Linked DNA regions of Homo sapiens: region 1 is linked to region 2. Evidence: chromatin loops called from intact Hi-C (ENCODE). Cell type or tissue: heart left ventricle. All regions are shown on one strand.

What was found. Peaks named below come from ENCODE experiments on the same cell type or tissue, not always from the same donor. Only the 100,000 strongest peaks of a DNase experiment are listed, where the experiment ranks them.
Region 1: it touches region 2 in a loop (4-fold over the local background); 6 of 110 quality-filtered maps call a loop at or near these places.

The regions. Positions count from the first base shown.
Region 1 is chr12:125,400,199-125,408,198 of GRCh38, reverse strand. The region is part of intron 2 of TMEM132B (transmembrane protein 132B); the gene reads right to left. Among named protein-coding and RNA genes, the nearest start is that of TMEM132B, 220 kb to the right of the region's middle. In heart left ventricle, a CTCF peak has its summit at 4,799 (motif pointing right); no DNase peak of the experiment used is centred here; H3K27me3 peaks cover 2,461 bases.
Region 2 is chr12:125,089,788-125,097,787 of GRCh38, reverse strand. AACS (acetoacetyl-CoA synthetase) reads right to left here. Exons shown (of 18, transcript NM_023928.5): 5 at 6,265-6,362. Among named protein-coding and RNA genes, the nearest start is that of AACS, 28 kb to the right of the region's middle. RefSeq lists an enhancer at 6,216-6,717. In heart left ventricle, no CTCF peak of the experiment used is centred here; DNase peaks (open chromatin) are centred at 4,147, 4,411, 4,862 and 5,178; H3K27ac peaks cover 464 bases.

The sequences.
Region 1 (8,000 bases), 310 kb before region 2:
ATCACCACACAACAACACAGCGACCCTCCAAATACACAGCTGAGTGGAAGAAGCCAGGTACCAAAAGCGCGCACTGTGCAATTCCGTTCGTGGAAAGTCAGAAGCAGGCACACAGATCTCCGAGGTGAAAGCCTGCACAGTGGCCGCCCTGTGGTAGAGGCAGTCACTGAGTGGAGTCCTGCTGGGCTTCTGGGGACCCTGCCATGCTCTGTCTCTCCTTCTGCATGCCGATTACTTGGTGGTTGTGAGAACTCATCAGTCTGTGCTCGCTTATGTGGACTCTTCTGCATGTAGGTTACAGTTCAATATGAAGTTCAAAACAGAGCAAGTGCATTGTAACAGGGACGTAAGTCAGAGCCAGGAGGACATGGTGGCTCCACCACTGCCCACGTTCACTGGTAGGTCTCCAGGTGAACCCAAATGTCACCACCCCAGACACACAGAGGCGTTTCTCCCCCAGACCTCCACCAGGTGTCCGCGGTCCCTTTGGTTCTGAGCGACAAGAGTGACCTGAGCTTTGGCCTTGTCTGTGATGGAGGACTGGATGCTGGAAAGAGTCTGAGTCCAGATGAGCATCCCTCCTGGTTGGACCAGGGAGAGAGACATTCTAGCTGCTGTAGATAAGTCAAAAGAAAGACAACTGGACTCCAGGCCAGCCTCTACCCAGCAGGGACAGACAGACAGGGCACGGGGTCACACCTTCTCCATCTCACTCCCCATATGTCTTTCCCAGCCCATAGCATCCACCACCTAGCTGGGCAAAAGGAAACCTGCTCTGTGAGTACACACCTGCATCTTTCTGTCTTCTACTTAGACCAGCCACTTTTGAACTAAATACTCCACTCTACAGGGTTTTGGGTTTGTTTGGTTGTCTACATAGTGGGTGGGCAGTAAAGGATTAACTTTGCCCGAAGAGAGGTCTGGCCTTTGCCTTCACCTCCTGAGAACTAACTTTTAAGCCTTTGGAATTTCTTGCCTGATAAGAGTGTCTTTGTTTACCTGAGGTCTTGGGCCATGCCAGATAATCTGTGCTTCAATATGATTTATAGTAGGGAGGCTTGGGCCACATGGGATCTGCTTGACCACTGGAGGGACTGGAGAGTCAGCCATGTCTATGTGACCAAGTTCCAAAAAAAGCTCTGGACACCAAGCTTGGGTGAGCTCCCCCAGTTGGCAGCACTCTGTGCCTATGGTTGCACATCAGCTCTGGGAGAAGCAAATGCTGTCCATACGACTCCACTGGGAAAGGTCAACTGGGAGCTTGCCCTGGACCTCTACTGGATCCTACTCTATGCACCTCTTCCCTTGGCTGAACTCAGTTTGTATCCTTTCACTAGAATAAACAATATTTATAAGTACAACAGCGTTTCTGAGTTCTTTGAGTCCTTCTAGAAAATTACTGAACCTGAGGGTGGTCTTGGGGACCCTCCAGACTTGCAGATGGCATCAGAAGTGAGGGTGGTCTTGAGACCTTCCCAGCTTTCCAGTGGGTGGGTCAAGTCTTTCACTGTCTGCCATGGGCGGGGGTTGGAGAAGGAAGCGTGCAATTAGAACTCACGCCATCAAGACTGTGAAATATTTTTATACCCCATATCATCCACCCAGTCCTCCGACGTTTAAAGAGGATTTCTTGAGTTTCAGGTACTACACATGAAGCACTTGGAAATGCAAAGAGGAGCATGGCTCAGTCCAGACCAGTGAGTCTCAGATGGTTTTGGCCACAGACTGAGACTGTGGCTCACCTTTCCCCGGTACCCATTTCACAGTAGAAAAAGAACTTGTTCACAAATGCTGAAATGTCTCAAGCCCCTTCTAGAAGCCAGGCACTGTCCTCCGCCTTGCACTGCTAATACACAGATGCCTCGTGCAACCCCGCAGGGGTAGTATCGCTTCTGCTTCCATTTTCCACATGAGGAAACTTGATGAGCATCACTAGACAGGCAAATTGTGTGGGTATGACCAGGGAAGGGAAGTTTTGCATTCTGCTTTAGCCAGAGGAGATAAAGAAGATTCCTGTTTGGACAGTAAAAGGTACTCACAGTCTACTGGAAATTCACTAGCAAAAAGATCTAGTTAAGCATATCTACTAACGTTTGAGTTAACCAAACAGCCCACAGTGGAAGAACTTAGTTCTTCATTAGTTCAGGAAACTGAACTAATAAATATTCCAAAAAAAAGCAAGGAAAGCTACAACCTGAATTCACAACCATCTGAAGACAATACTACCAAATGCCTTGATGATAATAAACTGTCCTGTCCAAACTCTGATGGCTGCAAGATGCCAGCAGCCATGTGCATCCTAGCGCCACTCAGGAATATTTGTGGATTATAATAGCTGAGCTTTACTGAGGCCACTCCCCTGAGCCAGACACTTTCCCAAGGGCTTTGCATAAATTTTCTCGTGCTTTACCTGTATCAACATATTTAATCCTCTTTACAGCACTATGAGTAGGTCTCATTATCCTAGACTTACAAATGCGAAATCTGTGGCACCAAACAATTAAGGAACAGGCACAAAATCACAAGGTGGAGGCAGGATGGAGTGTAGGGGTCCTCATTTCTGAGCCTGCCCATCTGGCCACTATACCTGACTGGCACAGCACAGGTATTCACACCAGCCTGCCAGGTTCAGGTCCTGGCTTTGCCATTGACTCTTGGTGCAGTACAGACTCCTCCTCTCTCAAATGATGAAAAAATAAGTGTCTATAAGGGGTTGAATAGTGTCCCCCAGGGATTCATATCTACCCAGAACCTCACAATGTGACCTTATTGAGCCACAGGGTCTTCATTGATGTAATTACTTAGGTATCTCAAGATGAGACCATCCTGGATTTAGGGTGGGCTGTAAATCCAATGAGTGGTGTCTTTATAAGAGACAGACAGGGAACCTGAGAAGGCAGCGATGTGAAGTCAGAGAGAGAGAGAGCTGGAGTTATGCTTCTATGGGCCAAGGAATATGAAGGACTGCCAGCAACAACCAGAAGGTAGGGGAAAAGCATGAGAAGGTTTCTCAACCCTACGGACATCTTGATTTTGGGCTCTGGCCTCCTGGAACTGTGAGAGAATAAATTTCTGTTGTTTTACACTATCGCGTTTGTGGCCATTTGCTGTGGCAGCCCCAGGAAGCTAACACAGTGGCCATCTCGTGAGGCTGCTGCAAGGGTTAAGTGAGCTAATACAATATAAAGTGCTGGCACAGACGGAGTGCTACAGGTGTGTTTATTATTATTATGTTACGCTGTATCTGTGAATCAAAGAAGGGAGTGAGACAGTCTGTCTAGGGAAACAGTGGCTTACATATAAACAAAATAAACTGACAAAATAAAAATAAATAAATTCTGACATCTTTGCTTTGGAGTGAAACACTGGGCATTCCTCCCTCCCTAGCAGAGCTGGATACACCCAGGAATGAATGTCAGGAAGGTGATGGAGAGAGAAGGATTAGGAGCAAGACTCCCAGAATTTAATTCCAGCTGCAAGAAGGACTAGCTGTGAGGCCTTGGATAACCATTGAACTTCTGTGACTCAGTTTCCTTATCTGTAAAATGTGGATAATAACACTATCTACCTACAGTGTTGCTATTATGAAGATTAAGTGAATTGGTGTATATTAAGTGCTTAGAAGAACACCTGGAACAAAGACGTGGATCAGCATTAGCTATTATTAATTTCCTAACAATGAACTACCATACGGTCTCCAGAGATCAGACACACAAGCATCTAAGCCTCCTACCTTGTGAGATGTCCTTTGGAACTACCCTAAGTCTCCAGCCAGGATTCTAAACACTTCTTCTCCAGATATGATTTCCTGATCCTATTCCTCTTCCTTAGCAGAAAATTCCTCTAACATCCCTAGGCAAAGGCAAATGTCTCCGTTTGCCAGAGTAGATCCATTTATTTCATAAGGGGTGCTCTAGAGAACATCCAGCCCTCAATCCTTTGGGCCCAAAGGACATTGCTGTACACCTGACAAATTCTGGACATGTCATAGCAGTTGCAATTGATTTTTAAAAATCCAGTTCTGGTGCATGTCCATGAAAACGTCCAGAGATAGGGCCAAATTCAGATGCAACTCACTATAGACGTTCAAATGTTACCTCCAGTTCCATTAGGCACTGGACCCTGTTCAGCTCTCATGCATGTGGGCTTTGTTCACCAATTCTTCTCATGGTCACAGTGTTGCTGCAGCAGCTCCAGATCTCACATCCTCATCCACAACAAAAAAGCAAAATTCTTTCCCTTAGATCAAAGATCCCAGAGCCAGGTTTTCATTGGCCAAATTAAACTGAGTGCTCAATCTTGAGCCAATCATTATGGCATCTAGGGTAGAGGGACAATGCTCATGGGCTTAGCTGGTCAACTAAGCTGGTCACTAAGGGTGAAGTTAACCCCCTCCTAATCACGTGGGAGAGGTTAGCAAGGAGTGGCTCCTGAAAGGAAATTCAAGTTACAACAGAACAAATGAATGCTGGGTATCAAAAACACAAACCTAAAACCAAACTATTGACATTTTCCTCTCTCTTAAACACAAGTTATACAATTGTTTCTAAATCCCAGTCCTTAGTCCAAATCCTTCCTAATTTTAGATTATCTTTGTTAGAACAATTTAAGCCCAGGAACATCTATGTCTTGAATATTCATTAAGTTTGTTTTAGAGAAATATCTTTAGGCTTGGTGATATTCTTAGCACTTGTTATTTAAAAATTACAATATCTAAAACTACATGGAAAAGATAATGGTCTCACCACTGTAATGAGTTTGCGGAATTTGGGCTCTGAGCATAGAAAAATATATGACCACAAGGTGGCAGTAGCATACAACGAGTTTTATTTGGGCAACGCTTTGACAGGTTTGCATGAAAGAAGCCCCTCACAGCATGAGACAGTCCAAAGGATGTGGCCTGAGGGGCCACCAGCCAGAGGGGAGGAGGGAAAGAACTCTGAAAGTAGAGGTAGATTCAAGACAGGGGCTCACATGTCTAGATAATGTCACTCAGCAGCTCAGTGGGGAGTCTCTGGGTCAGAGAGCTCTAAAGGGCAGTTGCAGCTTGAGTTCTTTTATAGCTAAAAGGTTTATCTTATTTACAACTAACAGACATTGGACTCAGTTTTGCAGGGTATGCAAAACAGGCAGGCTCCAAATGGCTAAAAATCTGTTTATTTGGGCTATGTTTAAAACAATTGGATGTGTAAAAATATGAATTTGGTGCCAGCAGGCTTTTGAGCTAACAGGTCCCAGCCTGCTGTGAAGAAACAAACAACACAGGGGCCAATGAGCAGGAACCATTTTTATCTCACTTACATAATAACCAATTTCTGACATACAGAAAAAAAAAATTATATGTATTTTCCATAGGTTCTTCATTACATAAACATTTGCTGTATGAATCCTTGAAATTATGGGATTACATACGGAAGGATAAATTGGCAGAACAAGAAACCACTTGTTGATAAATGGACTCTTCCAGATGTCAGTCCCTGCCCACACATGGCCCTTAGATGACAGCAGCATCTACCCCTGCCCACCACTTCAACATCTCTGCCATCTTGATTGGTCAGATTCTGCTGACTGCCAACTATAAATACAATGCAAAAGCAATGCAAATCCATTGCAAAGTGAAATTGCATATCTTGTAATAGTAGAGGATGGACAAATGCATGCAAAACTATCAACAAAGAGAATGAAGCCAGGGTCTACAATCACCCTTCAAGATATATTTACCAGCCAGGCATGGTGATTCATGCCGGTAATCCCAACACTTTGAAAGCCCAAAGTGGGCAGGTCACCTGAGGTGAGGAGTTCAGGACCAGCCTGGCCCCTGTCTCTACTAAAAATACAAAAATTAGCCAGGCGTGGTGGTGGTTGCCTGTAATCCCACCTACTCCAGAGGCTGAGGCAGGAGAATTGCTTGAACCCGGGTGGTGGAGGTTGCAGTGAGCCAAGATCACGCCACTGCACTCCAGCCTGGGTGACAGAGCAAGATTCCATCTCAAATAGATATAGACAGATAGATAGATAGATAGTAAGTAAACAAGTGAAGAGGAGAAAATCAGTGAGGACAATGGGTGCTTCAGAAGACAGCAGTTTCAATAGCCGAGTATCGTGAAGCTCTTGGGGAAACTGGAGAAGCCCTCAAATATTTCCGCTAAACGGATCCTTTTTGTGATCCTACTAGCAATGTCAAACATGAAATGAGAACTGCAATATTGTATAGTTATAGAAAACTGGAAGAAAAATGACAAATTATCAACATGCATTCTTTGTTCAAAGTGCACAGATCGGGAATTGCCAACCCCTAATTTTGTTTACTACAAGATAAAATAAACTTTTATTATAATCTTTATTTCATTTCTCAAGGAAGAAAAAAAAATCCCAATCAAGTTTTTTCTCACTATTTTCTACAAAATTTTGGTTCCCAATTTTAGTCAATTAATTTTAATTAGCCAAAAATACTTAAAGAAAATTTCTCCATCACACCCTTCTAGCTTTGAATTGCAATGCTCATAAAAATGTATATTTATGTGTGTGAAAATATGCTAATATTGTATGTTGGTGGGGAACAGAACACTGGCTCCTCGTGGTTCCTAAAACAGCACATTCCTTCTCGTCTCTAAACCTTTCCACCTGCCATTCCCCCTGCCTGGAAGCCTCTCCCACAGACACCACCATGACTCATTCCCTAATCTCCTTCAGATCTGGACAAATGTCACCTCTCAGTGAAGTTTTCCTAGACCACCCAATCTAAAATGGCAAATCCCTCTTATCCTCAACAACTTCTATCCCTGGTCTCCTGCTTTATTTTTCTCCTTAGCACTAAACCGTACCCAATATACACTTTGCTTCCCTTGTTTATTATCTGTCTCTCCCACTAGATATAAGCCCAAGGAGAGCAAAGATTCCGCAGTTTCTGTTTCCTGCATTATCCATAGTGCTGAGAACCATGCCTGGCAAATGGGAGGAGCTTAATCAATATTGGTCGAATGAAGGGTCTTTATCTAAGGTGTCATCCGTCTCTGGATGTCCCACGAATATGAGACTTCAAGGGCTGAAGATGCCCAGTAAGAGACATCACCAAAAAATTCCAAGGGCAGGGAAGGGGGTGAAGGCATCAGAACCCTGTGGACCAGAGGCTCTCAAACTTTCAAGCATATCAGAATCACCTGTGCCACTTGTCATGGCACAGAGATTGGGACCAAACCTCTAGAGACTGTGCTGCTATAGGTCTGGGGGGCAGGACCCATAGTGCTGTGTTTTTAAACAAGTTGCCCTTCTGAAGCACGGGGTCCTCAGAACACTCTGTGGGCAATACTGTTTGGGACACACCTCAGACATCACATTCTGTCGAGCGGAGTCATGCAAAAGAGGTTCAACACCCTTTCTGAGATAAGCCCAGCCTGGGGCACGGGAACATTTTCAGGGTGTGATTAAGGAAAACTGCAAGGATACTTTTAATTGGGGCTCTCCCACCAAACCACTTTCCCTGTGATAAATTAACCAAAGACAGAGATGCTTGCATCTCCCACTAAGCACCTGGAGGCTGGTAACGTCAGACTCTGCTGAGAGCTCCTTGCAACAGGTTACAGGGCATGGAAAAGAGAGTCCAAGGGATCCACAGAGGGCAGGAGCCTGGCCTGCCAAGATGACCATGGAGCAGGTGGGGACTCCAGTCTTACATGCTCCTGTCCAGGGGGCTGGAAACCCAGATATTTTGGGCCTCTGAGTCAGAACAGGAGCCATCCTGATGGATAAACAGACAACTGGTGCTGGAAAAGCACATCCACCAGAGAGAAGTACTGGAAATCATGAAACTCAGCTATGAGAACAGGACACCTGAAGGGGGATCTGCATGCCAGTGAGAACTTTCCCCAGGCAACACGTGCTGATTTCTAGAAGCTATTGCCACTCTCCCGTCTCATTGCTCAGTTTAATCTCTCGTCTAAGAAAGTCAAATACTAAGAAACTTATGTGTCTAGCTTTGGACAAATCAGAAATTTCACATT
Region 2 (8,000 bases):
GTTACTGAGATGGGGCTCCCCCTGGGGACTTGTGAGCTCCTCTGGGGCTCACTGAGTCTTGAGAACTTCTGGCAGCCCCGCCAGTGCTGACTGGACAGGGGGAAGGAAGGCTGAAGTGCTCTCAGGATGCACAGTCATGACAGGAAGGAGGGGTCTTCCTCCAGCTGAACACCTTGGCCACTGCGGAAGGCACGGGAGGAGGCGCAGACCAAGCCAAGCTTCTCTCTACTCCCGCCACTTCCTCTGCCCCTCAGCAAAGTTCACGGCGGGCGGGTGGGGGACAAGGGAATGACTGTGACATTATTACAGAGACGCCCTTGGAGCTGCCCCAACGCACTTTTTTTTTTTTTTTTTAAGTAAAACATTGGCCAACTTCAGCATCAGTTTAAAAAAGTGCATGGGACATACAGGTAACAGGGACTTGGCCCCTGGCCTCAGGACATCAGGCCTTCGGTCACCGTCCACCTCCTCCCTCCTCCATTTCAAGGGTACCCCCGGTACCCCTTCCTCAGTGACGTCCTTGGTGGACAAAGACTATTTCCTACTACTTCTTCTTCTGCTCTAAACTGCTACACAGAGGTGGTTGCAGAAAGCCCCAAAATGGTGCCCCCCAGGAGTCCAGCAGCAACAGGCCGAGTCTGCAGGCAGGTGGCACCCCGGTCCCACCAGCATTTACTCCGCAGGCCACCAGGGCTAGCCCTCCTTGCGTCTGATGCTAACATACACCCTGCCCAAATCCATCAGAAGAACAGAATGCCCAGAAATGGCCCTTCCTGGCACCAAACCCTCCTGGACTGAGAATGCCACCCCTTCCTCCTCCCCAGCCACTTCTGATGGGCAGGAGACTGGGACAGAAGCATCCAGGAGAGAAGTCTTCACCCCCTAGACCAGCGCCTGGGCACTGGCACTGGAACAAGGCATCTAAACAGAAGCTCACCCCCAGCCAGGCAAGCCCCTCTTCCCCATTCTCAGTGCCCAGATGCACCCCCCGAGAGCAAGTGCCTGCCCTTCCTGGAAAGACACCACGTCCACTTAACTAAGTGCATGCACAGCGATTTCTCAGACTCTTTCATGTCCTGCTGGGACTTGGGTGTCCCTCTGTTTACTTCTGACGCTCTCTATGCAAATATCAAGGTAACACATTCAACCTACTCTAAGGCCATGGTCCTTACTCCTCCCTTTCCTGGCCACATGGCCCTGGACAAGGTATCCCTGCACCTGGCTCCCTCCAGCCCCAGCCACCCCTTATGCAAAGTGAGTCCCAACACTCCTGACACCCAAGCTCCCTCACCCACAGGTAAGGGGCCTGTCCAGACCTTGGCTGTGGCGAACACACAAACCACAAATGGCATGTCTACACTGGTGCCCTCTCTGTGCCCGGGATTCTAAGATGGACCGAGAGTTCTTGGTTTAGTGGGGAAGAAATGATTGCCAGTTAAAACATATTGAGCATTTACTGAATGCTTACTATGTGCCAGGCCCCAGTCTGAGCTCATTAGAAGCACTTACTGCCCTTCACAGCCTTAAGAGAGGGGCAATAAGGCTGGGCACAGTGGCTCATGCCTGTAATCCCAGCACTTTGCATCACGAGGTCAGGAGATCGAGACCAGCCTGGCTAACATGGTGAAACCCCGTCTCTACTAAAAATACAAAAAATTAGCTGGATATGGTGGCAGGCGCCTGTAGTCCCAGCTACTTGGGAGGCTAAGGCAGGAGAATGGTGTGAACCCAGGAGGTGGAGCTTGCAGTGAGCCGAGATCGCGCCACTGCACTCCAGCTTGGGAGACAGAGTGAGACTCCGTCTCAGAAAAAAAGAGGGGCAATAGTATCCACTCCCTAACCCTGATAAGGCAGGAACGGGGTGAGTGACTTGCCCAAAGCCTCACAACTGGCCAGAGGCATGGCTGGGCTGCAGCCTGGCTTGTCTGATGTGGGTGCTGGTGCTCCTCACCACTGTGCTGGCTCCACTCAGAAAACACTAATACCGTACATGGAACAGAAAATCAAAACAGCAGAACAGATTCGGGTGCTAAGATACTGCAGCAGACTGAATCAGGAGGAAGAGGAGGAAACCCAGAAAGCCGCTGGAGTCAGCATCTCCAAAGCCCAGCGTCAAGAATAAGCAGGTCCCACAGGGTAGGCGGGAGGGAGAAGAGGCTGTTCTGAACAGAGGACATAGAGATCAACACCCAGGGGCAGGTGGAGTGGGGCCCAGAGGAAGACCTGCCAGGAAGCCTGAGGCCAGGGAAGAAACAGAGAGAGCCAGCCTGGGAGAGCCCCGGAGGGCGGCAGAGAATTTCCACAAGGAAACTGGGATCTCAGAGAACCAGCCCAGTACAGGGTGACCAGGATCTCAAGGTGAAAGGACTGAGCCTGCCAGTGATCTGGGGCTCAAATACCACAGGACCCCAGGCACAGTGACAGTGATCAGGCTACAAAGACGAGTGTTTCTGAATCAGAGGTCTGGCCCCTAGCCCCATGAAAAGACTCAGGGGTCCTCTGACACAGCTGAAGTTTTCCTGGCTGGACCAGCAGGGATCAAGATCTCGAGCATCCAAAACCAGCTGTCAGCCTGTCCTGGCCCAGGAGAGCTGCTCGAGGACAGCTTTCATGTTGCAACAAAACAAACACACCTATGAACATGTGTCTGACCTGAATACGGTGCTTAGCAACCAATCAAGCATTGAAACCAACAGCCGGTGTTGAATCATGGTGACAGCCACCCAGAGCGAGCGAGAATGGCTGTCCTATTTACACACACAGACACACACACACACACACACACACACACACACACACACACACACACGGCCACCTGATGGCACTTCAGGAGGACAAGGCCTGCAGGCTACAGGCTGGGCTCTCTGGTGTGCAGGGATCAGAGGGTGGCCTTCCCTGACATCTCTGAAAATGGCAAAGGCTCAAAGGTAAACAGTGAAACAAAAAACCCAAAGCCATCAAAAGACTCAGGACCTAGAGATCTTGCTGGGGCTGGAAAGGTTGGGAACCCTTAGAACAGAGCACTTCCCCAACCTGGCGATGCCCTTCGAGCCCAAAAGCATTAGTAAGGCAAGCTGAGATGCCCAGGCAGCCAGCAGAGAGCAGGCAGAAGGAGGTGGGCAGTGGTGGGAGAGAGCATGGAATGGGTAGAAGTAAAGCACAGGGGAGTGACGGAGGCCAGAAACGCGTTCCCCCAGTGTCATCGAGTAAAGACGGATGCCCCAGCACTCCCTGGACAGCCCACTGCGGTCTGTGGCTCTGCAGCAGAGAGGGTCCCTTCAGCACCCAGCACAGCCAGCCGAGGAGCTCTCAGTGGACAGGCGTGTGAACCCACGAGTCCAACGGTGCGACTCCATCAACAGAGACCAGAAGTCAACACAGGATTTGTAGGAGAGTGGCAATTTCCCTTTACGATATTCTCTGAGATTCAAAGAAATATAATTTCAAAGCAAGAGAAAACATGATTCCAAAGGGAAGACATTCACGCTTCATTGCAGTTTCTGAAGAGCGCCCCTTACTGAAAATGGGGCACAGTCTGAAGTTTAACATGGTGATGATGGAAATTAAAAACAGGATCTCTTTTTTAAGTAGAGATCTGCAAACCGATGCAGGAACTGTCCACGAGCCCAGAACCCATCAGCCTTGGCTCAGTTCCAGCCCCACCTCATCAGCAACTCCAGGAATTCATCCCTGTTAGTTTTAGCCCCTGAACAAGGATGGTAAATAGAGGGTGAGCAGAGGCTTTCGCGCAGTCGACCTGTGCCAGGTCCTTACTCAGCTCCGACAGCGGGTGTCCAGGTGTCTGTGGGACCAAGCGCTATGAACATGGCATCCACGCAGGCCCTCCCACGCTGGGTGCACACGGCCAGGAGTGCTGCCCAATAATGCCTGCCACGAAGCCACCAAATGCCGACAGACTCCCTGCCAACCGGCTGGATCTCAGTTCGAGTGCGAGTAACGTGCGTCACACACACCCCCGTCTCCGGCAGGATGGAGTCTATACCTCGGACACTAGCAAAATGAGCGACAGAGAGAAGCATCTCAGCAGGAGGGCAGGTGGCCCTGTTTTCTGACCTGAGACGTAGCCGCAGGGCCTGGGACTGTTCACTTCCCAGAAGCTGCGGGAGCCATGGGGTGAGCAGAGCCATGCTGCCATCTAGTGCGCCCAGCAGCTCGGCCAGCACTTCCCACTCCAGAGGTGGCTCGGGGAGGCGGTGATTCCAGAAAACCCTGGACCAACCCCGGCCAGGAAGCAGTGTCCCCGAGACCATGTTTGCTACAGAGCCATGCATCCCTCCTGAGTCCTTCCAGGATGGGCAGATCCTGCCGGACTGGAGTCAGCGGGGAGTGACGTGCACAGGACAATGACCCAGCGAGGCTGGATGCAGCTGTGAGACAGGCTGGGGTCCAGCCCTGCCACTGCAGCCATGCAGAGTCAGAGGCTCTCCCTCTCTCCACCCCCTGGCCTCAGACAAACCACCAAAGGCCGATTCCAGTTGCTCTGATATCACCTCTCCAGGGGGAGGAGGCTACACTCCAGCTCTGGGAGGCCATGATCACTCCCCTGCCACACACGGCTCTCCCAGCCTCTCACAACCCGTTTACAAAAGGTTAGTCATAATTTAACTCAAAACACACCCATCTCCCGACTAGTTCAAACAGTAGCTAACACTTACTGGGCTGGCCTGGAGGGTCACACCCTGTCCCCGGCTCCACACAAACGTGGCTCCTGCCATCTGTGCAGTTGCACTAACACTGCTGCCATTCTCCCTCTGGGGACACCAGGGCACTTGCCCATGGACACTGATCAAGGAAGCCACATGGAGCAGAGGCAGCCAGCCTGCCCGGCCTTGAGCACACCCTGCCATCCTGCCGTCTCACCCTGGGGCCCTTCCCTCTGCCCTGGACAGCCTGGCTCAAGGTCGGCTGAGGGGTCTGAGTGTCCAGTCCGGAACTCCACCCCTCCAGACCCTCCCACAAGGACACCATTGGCCCCAGCAGCCCAGGCAGCCCCCACAGAGGGCCCTAGGGACAGGAGAGGCCACAGGTTGAGTTTCTGTCTAGGTCAGTCCCTGCTGACCTGGGGAGGTCCTGGGGTGAGATGGCCTGGGAAAGAACACAGGAAAGTTCCAGAAGGCAGGGCACGGCCATCCAGCCACACAGTACAGATCTACAAGGTGGCCACGCCCTCCCTGAACCCAGCAGGGCTCCATCATCAGCCCAGCTGGTGCTGCGGCCTGATGCACGGCTGGCCAGTCTCACTCCTCTGGGCCTGTGTCTGATCTCTCCTCCCACGGTGTGGAGAAAGGACACTCCTCCTCCAAAACCTTACTGAAAAAGCAAGCCTCTAAGTAGACATGATTTCTAAGCTCACACCCAAAAGCCTCACCTGTGGACAAGCACAGACACCAACTCCGGGCACTGGGTTTTAAAGGGCCAGCGGCCACACCTGCAGCTGGTGCTGCTGACTGACGGACGGCACAGGGCCTGGCCCAGAACAGAGGCAGCTGGCACCAGGAGGAGCGGTCAGGGACACGGATGCTGCATGTCCTGTAACAGGTTCTCATGGCTCCTGAAGGTCCCTGACGCTCAAGGCTCTGCAGCCAGGAGAGGGCCCTGGCTGGGGAGTGGGGGCCCCAGGAAGACCCGCTCTGCGGCTGCTTCATTTGCCCCGTGGAAAGACCTATAGGCTGGGGGGCCCCAGTGGGGATCAGCACATGCTTCCGGCCCTGCCTGGGCCACTCTGGGCAGCTGGACACACCCTGGGGTGGTTTGGGGACAGAGAGGCCACCCTCCCGGAGTGCACACCCACACAGTACGGGTCCAGAGGAAGGGGCTGGTAACAGCAGAAACCAACACAGGGAGGTCCTGGGGAACTTCTGCAGGCAGGACTTTGAGAACAAAAATCTAGAGAACTCTCTTCAGAGGACATACACTTAGCAAACCTCACGTGGTCACTAAATCCCAGGTGAGGAAGACAGGGCTCGACCTTACTAGACCTTAACAACACTGGGTGCTGCATACGCCACCTGCCCACGTCTTCGATGAACACGGCGAGGAGTGGGGGAACGTCAGGACTGCTTGAAAGGAAGAACCAGACGCAAGTCCTTCTGGCTTCTTTCCCCATAGAGGCAGCTGCAACGCCACCTCCTCCCGCTGGGCTCACGCTGCTGTCCGGCTCCCCTGGGAATTCAGCCCATGCAGCCCCTGCCCAGGATGCTCACAGGGCAAGGGGTGCCCCCTCTGTCACAGACCCTGACTCACATTCACACCGAAGTCCGGGGACGTGGAGCTCCAGATGGCACCAATGCTTGCCGCAGCCAGCATCGCCTCGACAGCGTGCTCACTGTTGGGTAAATAACCTGTGGAGAAAACATAGGAAGAAGCCTTGGGTTCAGGGTGTATGGGAGGTAGCAGATGTCCAAAAGGTTTCTCTGAGAGCCAAGGTCAGAGTGGGAAGGGGGCTGGCCTTGAACTGCCTGAGGATCCTGACCACCAGCCCCCGCCCAGATGAATCGCCTGCTGCCAGCCTGTCAACTCCCCACCATCCCCCTGCAATCCATTCTCCATGCTCTGATGACAATGACCCCGTGGGCTCTCCTCCCTCTGCTCCCCATCCCTCCCTGGGATCTGGTCACAGCAGCCTTCTTCCGACTCCTCAGTTGTCCTAATCACCTCCTGCCTTTGCACAGCTGTCTGATCTGCTGAACACTCCTCCACGCACACCAGCAGTCTCCACTCAGTGTGCGCTCATCCTGCAGCTCTTCACTCAAATGAAACTTCCTCAGAGCAGCCTTCTCCAAGGCTGTCTTGCCCCCAACCCGGTGAACTCAGGTCCCCCAACTAGTTACCTGCAAAGCACACTGTATTTCTCCTTCACCAAACTTAGCATAACTGCAAATGAATAATCACCTGTGTAACTGGCCGTCTAGTATCTGGTTCTCACATGAGGGCTGGGACTTTGCCTGTCTTGTTCTTTGCTTTACCAAATGCCTTTTACCATGCCCTGCACATCAAGGGTCCTCATATATTTGCCGGCTGGCAGATGGATGGATGGATGGATGATGGATGAGGAATGATGAATGGAGGATGGATGGATGAATGAATGGACGGATGACAGATGGAGGATAGATAAATGGATGGAGAGATGGATGATGGGTGAATGGGTAGGCAGAGAGAAGAATGTATAGACGGATGGATGATGTATGAGGGATGATGAATGGAAGATGGATGGATGAATGGATAATGAGTGAAGGATAGATGAGTGGATGGAGAGATGGAAGATGGGTGAATGGGTAGGTAGAGAGAAGAATGTATAGACAGTTGGATGGATAGTTGGATGGATGGTGGATGAGGATGATGAATGGAAGATGGATGAATGGGTAGATGATGGGTGGAGGATAAATGAATGGATGAATAGATGGATGACGGATAAATGGGTAGGTGGAGAGAAGAATGTATAGACAGTTGGATGGATGGATGGTAGGATAAATGATGGATGAGGGATGATAAATGGAAGATGGATGGATGAATGGGTAGATGATGGGTGGAAGCATAATAAATGGATGGATAGATGGATAATGGGTAAATGGGTAGATGGAGAGAAGAATGTATAGACAGGATGGATGGATAGATGGATGGATGATGGTGATGGATGATAAATGGAAGATGGATGGATCAATGGGTAGATAATGGGTGGAGGATAGATGAGTGGATGGATAGATGGATGAGGGATGGATGGGTAGGTGGAGAGAAGAATGTATAGACAGATGGATGGATGGATAGTTGGATGGATGATCTATGAGGGATGATGAATGGAGGATGCATGGATGAATGGGTAGATGATGGGTGGAGGATAGATAAATGGATGGATAGATGGATAATGGGTAAATGGGTAGATGGAGAGAAGAATGTATAGACAGGATGGATGGATGGATGGATAAATGATGGTGAGGGATGATAAATGGAAGATGGATGGATGGATGGGTAGATGATGGGTG